Linked DNA regions of Homo sapiens: region 1 is linked to region 2. Evidence: read pairs that join two places in POLR2A ChIA-PET (ENCODE). Cell type or tissue: HepG2. All regions are shown on one strand. Each heading gives the region's core, and the rest is flanking DNA. Links, peaks and the distances in the headings are about the cores only.

What was found. ChIA-PET counts read pairs that join two places held together with the same protein. Peaks named below come from ENCODE experiments on the same cell type or tissue, not always from the same donor. Only the 100,000 strongest peaks of a DNase experiment are listed, where the experiment ranks them.
Region 1: POLR2A ChIA-PET joins it to region 2 with 5 read pairs; 2 of 35 experiments call an interaction of 5 or more read pairs at or near these places.

The regions. Positions count from the first base shown.
Region 1 is chr13:23,609,179-23,611,994 of GRCh38, reverse strand. The region is part of intron 3 of TNFRSF19 (TNF receptor superfamily member 19); the gene reads right to left. Among named protein-coding and RNA genes, the nearest start is that of TNFRSF19, 40 kb to the right of the region's middle. In HepG2, for the core only: no CTCF peak of the experiment used is centred there; a DNase peak (open chromatin) is centred at 1,714; H3K4me3 peaks cover 505 bases.
Region 2 is chr13:23,548,671-23,551,486 of GRCh38, reverse strand. No RefSeq gene overlaps it. Among named protein-coding and RNA genes, the nearest start is that of TNFRSF19, 20 kb to the left of the region's middle. In HepG2, for the core only: no CTCF peak of the experiment used is centred there; a DNase peak (open chromatin) is centred at 1,166.

The DNA.
Region 1 (2,816 bases), core at 307-2,806, 60 kb before region 2:
AAAATATCCTCCTAGCGTGAGTGCATGTATTTAACACTGTTCTGCAACTAGATTTGTTTTCCCATGCCATACATCTTGGACAGTGCTCCATATCAGCAAATAGAGAGTATTCCCTTGCATGGATAGAGCTGGAGCTGTTCTTACTCACCACTGCACCCCAAGTCCTGGCACAGAGAGGGTATCCATTTAGGTTTGGCCCACTGCATTTGTATTGATCAGATGACCTAACCATGCAGCAAATGAAAATAGTATCAAATCTTTTTTGTTTTTTCCCCCATAGGGATAGAAAGAAGTAATTTCCCTAGGTATATTATTTCCTGCTGCAGGCAGACAAGTAAGCAAATAAATAATGAAATGAGCTATGTTTGAGTTTAGCCTTTTGACAAGGACTCTCTCCTTGACCAAACTCTAGATAGGTTCTTAGGAGCCACTCTCTGTTGGGCCCTGTCCTCAAGAGCCCAGTTTCCCAAAAACCTGGCTAAATCTGGCCATGCTCAGTATCTTCTCAGGTTCCTCAACCCTCACCATCTCCCAGGTGATGCCTGGTCACCCTGGCCTGTCTTCAGCAAGAATCCTGTGAGGTCATTTTAGCCAGAATCTCCCTCACCTCTGACGGTTCCTCTTCATGATTTTCCATCCACCAAACCCAGCCTGCTCCTTGGCTATATATCCCCACTTGCCTGTGCTGTATTTGGAGTGGAGCCCAGTTCTACACTGAGCTTTCATTTCCTCTACTGCAACAGTCCTGAGTAAAATCTGCTGTTCCACTGTCCAGTTCTGGGTTTTCTTTGACACTTTCCAAGTTGCACTAGAGTTGTCCCTCCCATCATGGCAAGAGAAGGAGTGTGTGTGTGTGTGTGTGTGTGTGCACATGTGTGTGTGTGTCTGGTGAGGGGAGGGCAAGGAGGGTATAGGCAGAGTATGTCCATCTTTAGCCTGGGCTTCAGGATAAGGGATATGTGATTATGTTTATGGAGCATGGTCCGCCATTAATATCAATGGTAGAAATGCATTTCTGTTTTAAAATACCCCGTAGTCTGTATTCTTGAAATTATGACCTGGTACCTTAAAAGCTTGAAGGAAGTACGCAGTACTTCCCCGAATCCTTGAGAAGACATTTTTTATCAATAAACTTTAAGATGGGAAAATATATGCATAGATAAAATAATAATGCAAAAAAAGGCATTATTATAGGGCCCCTACTTACTTCCTAAAATCATATGAGAAGTGAACAACCCATGGTATCCAATGCCTCCCTCCACCTCTCCTTCCCAAAAGCCTGGTATCTAACAGGCCGGTGAATAATAAATAAATGCCTGCTGATAAACAAACGGATGAACAAATATTGTTTAAGGTAGTATTTCCTAAATACTTTAAAAAAATCCTAGGGAGCAATAGCTTGTAACGGCCCCAGCAAGGGCTCCCATGTGGTGAGGCCATATAGTCCTCCTGGGCTGCAGGATGGCAGGCAGGGTGGGCTGGGCTGGGGATGTCTGGGTGGAGTGGGGTCAGCAGCTTTCCTTATCTTGGTCCCAAGGGAGCAGAGGGCTGGGTTCAGCTGGGCTACTTCCACCCAAGCTGTAGCTCTGTCACTCTGCCCAATATTTTTAAGCCACATTTGGTGGTTTTCCAGTAGCAAAATGACTCAAAGTAAACAGTCCCCAAATCCCCTTCTCTCTTTTCTCCTTCTGCAAATCCAGCCTTTAACAAAAACATAAGCGGGTCCTACCTACAGGTTGGAGGAGCAGCTCTTCAGACCACAGGGGAAAACTCACAGACCCTTGTTGTCCAGGAAACACATTCTGGGCCTTGGGTTGAAAGCACTATTTATTTGTACAGCCAGTGCGTTATTAACTGCAGTCCTTTGAACTTTCAAAGTTAAATGTTAAATTTTAAATGTGGATGGAGAAGTTATTTGAAGGGAGAATCTAGGGCATGCAAATGCAAATGACAAATTAGATTTATGTTGCTGGTGCTTAGAAATCAACTTTTAACTTCCTTTAATGAAACAACATTGAAGAGATATTTCCCCTCAACTTTCAGTTTCTAAAAGGCTGTGCTTGAGTTTTTTAGAGAAAACTGACAAGCAAGGGCTCGTTAATATCTTACAACCATCCCTAGGCTAGATCAGCTATAATTAAACATAAATAAAGTGAGCAACACTGTCATTAAATGGCAGAAATGAATCTCATTTTTTATGCTTACAAATTAATTTTTTTAAAACTTTCCTCATAGAGACAAAAACAGTTTTCAAAAATGTAAACATCTTCAGAAATATGAAGCTGGGTATGCCCCGTGCGGAGGAAAGTATGTTGTTGTTTACAAGAGTTAATTTTTTCACATTAACTAAAGTCCTCCCAATAATTGGTTAGAAAAGTTTACTTTGAAAACTGTGCCAGAGACTTGAAGCCTGTTTCAAGTGGTTCATGCAAAAACTAGTTTCCTGATTTACTGCTGCGAGGCGATCGTGTTACAAGCACACTGTTGGCATTAATACGAGTGAGGAGGATGGGCTGGGGCTGGGCGAATTCTAGGCAGTAAGAATTAAAAGTCTAATGTGGTTACTTCAGGAAAACAAAAATCATCCTCTCCCACATATCCCAAAGTTAGGTTTATTTTTGGGAGCTGAAAGGATGCCTGATGGCCGAGTAACCCTCACCATATTTATGGTTCAGAATGCCCAGCAGGTACTACTTATGGGGCGCCCAGAACAAGCTTTTGTATTTTTTGACTCTGAAATAGGAAAAATATTCTGAATTATCTTTCTCATACACTTTCAAAATCGAAATCCTGTAGTGGAGGAGAGATAGGGTAAA
Region 2 (2,816 bases), core at 46-2,545:
TGAGGTAGGAGGATCACTTGAGCCCAGGAGTTTGAGGCTGCAATGAACTGTGATTGCACCACTGCACTTCAGCCTGGGCAACTGAGCGAGACACTGTCTCTAAAGGAACAGAAAGGTAATGCTACCTGATAATAATCAACCCCACTTCGGTGAGAACCTAGGTTTTAGTCTCTGCTCTGTTTTGTGCATTTTGCAGAAGTCTCTGGCTCATGCATTTTGTAGAAGTCACCTAGCCTCTCTGATCAGAGTGGATCACCTCAAGCTTGCCTCTGTTTCTTAAAATTCATGATTCTAAACTCTGTACTCCTGGATTAACAAATGTGCTGCATATGGAACACATAAAGTGACAACAACTGTTCAAATGCTTTTCTGTTTGCAAATTTCTTTCTTTTTTTTTTGAGACGGAGTCTCGCTCTGTCATCCAGGCTGGAGTGCAGTCGCACGATCTCGGCTCACTGCAAGCTCTGCCTCTGGGTTCATGCCATTCTTCTGCCTCAGGCTTCTGAGTAGCTGGGACTACAGGCGCCCGCCACCACACCCGGCTAATTTTTTGTATTTTTTAGTAGAGACGGGGTTTCACTGTCTTAGCCAGGATGGTCTCGATCTCCTGACCTCATGATCTGCCCGCCTCAGCCTCCCGAAGTGCTGGGATTACAGGTGTAAGCCACCACGCCCGGCTTCTGTTTGCAAATTTCTATCTTAGCTTTGCTACATAAATCATATTCTTCCAAAAAGTAGGCATACTGTCATTGATGGGACCCCTAAAGATGTTAAAGAATTTGGGTAACGGGTAGAAGGAGGTGAGTTGTTAAGTACTGAATGATGGGCTAATAGAGGCAAGAAAGACGTAAGACACAGCGATCTGCAAATAGAAATTGTTCAAGGTTACTTTCTGCTAGGGGTACAGTGGATCTAATGCTTCACATTGTGTAATTTTGCAGAAACCTCAGTAGTTCTTTGCTGGAAATAGATCCTGATCTTCTGGCTACATTGTTCATTCTTTGGTGTTACCTTTACTGTTTCACATTATGTCACCTCCAAGCAGGCAAAATTGGGCTTGCCTTCCTCCCTGTTAACACCTTTTAAATATTTGTAGACTCTTATCAAGTACCAGGTATCCCCTCTCCACCAATTCTTGACCTGCACTGCCAGGTCTTTTGATCTTAATGCACAAGTCATTCCTTTGATCATTTTGGTGCCTTGTTCTGGATCCTCTCAACTATATCAACTTATTTCTGTTAGCAAATATTGCTCTGAGCATTCCAACTGGAGTCTCTGGAGAAGCAGATTCCAGAGAGAACATTTTTTTTAGTGTTCCGTGATGTAAACTCTGGAAGATCCGAGCCAACTCAAGACTTTCTTTTTGACTATAACTAAAGTTATTTCAAACTTACAGTTAAATAAGTAGCCCTTCAAGTTCCTGTCAATAATAAAATGTGGGACAGCAATAATAAAATGTGTTCCTATCAATAATAAAACATAGGATACCTATGGGTTAACAGAAAGGGCCCTCTGTTATCATCTTTGGATGATGAATTTGTCTTCACCCTCTTCTGATTTGCTTTACTGGAGCCAGCCACATATCTCAATTGAAACAGATAAGTTTTAAAATATAAATAGCATTGGGAGAGTGTTACTCTGAACATTTTCATTCCCCTAAATCCAAATGCCAAAGCCCTAAGCCCCAATGTGATGAAAAAAAAAAAAAACCTATTTTTGCTGCTATAACAGAATACCTGAGACTGGGTAATTTATAATTAACAAAAATTTATTTGGCTCATGGTTCTGGAGGCTGGGAAGTCCAAGATCAAGATCAAGGGGCCTGCTTCTTGTGAAGAACTTCTTGCTATATCATCCCATGGTGGAAGGCAGATGGGCATGAGAACATGGGTGCACATGAGACAGACAAGCTCACTTTTATAGGAAATCCACTCTCTCTCAATAACAAACCCACTCCAGTGATAATGACATTAATCCATTCATGGGGGCAGAGACCTCAAGACGTAATCACCTCTTGAAGGTCCCACTTTTCAACACTGTTGCAATAAGAATTACATTTCCAACACATGAACACTGAGGGGCACATTAAAACCCCTAGCTGAGTGTATCTGATGATGGGACCTTTGAGAAGTAATTAGGTTTAGATGTGGTCATGAAGGTGGGTCCTCATTATGGGATTTGTGCTCTTACAAGTAAAAGGCACTAGAGAATTGGCTCACTCTCTCTCCTGGTGAGACTCCAAAGATGTCATGTGAGCACAAACCAATATGGCAGCTGCCTCAAGCCAGGTAGAGACCCTCACCAGGAACCAAACCTGTGGCATCTTGATCTCAGACTTCCTAGCCTCCAGAACTGTGAGAAATAAATTTCTGTTGTCTAAGCCACCTACTTTCTGGTATTGTGTTATGGCACCTCAAGCTGACAAATACAGGGAGGACACATTGACCTAAATTTGGATCAAAACATAACTACTCTAACCGTACATATAATTCCTAAGATAAGTTTTTAATTTTGATGACTAGAATTAGAAAATAAACCATAGAAAGGGGAAAAGGGCTGGGAGAAAGTTGCAAAAAGAGGAGTAGGAAAGCTGAAGATACATAGTGTATATTTCTTTTTCTTTTCCTTTTCTTTCTTTTCTTTCTTTTTTTTTTTTTTTGAGACGGAGAGTCTTGCTCTGTTGCACAGGCTGGAGTGTAGTGGCGCGATCTCAGCTCACTGCAACCTCTGCCTCCCAGGTTCAAGCAGATTCTCCTGCCTCAGCCTCCTGAGTAGCTGGGACTACAGGTGCCCACCATCACGCCCAGCTAATTTTT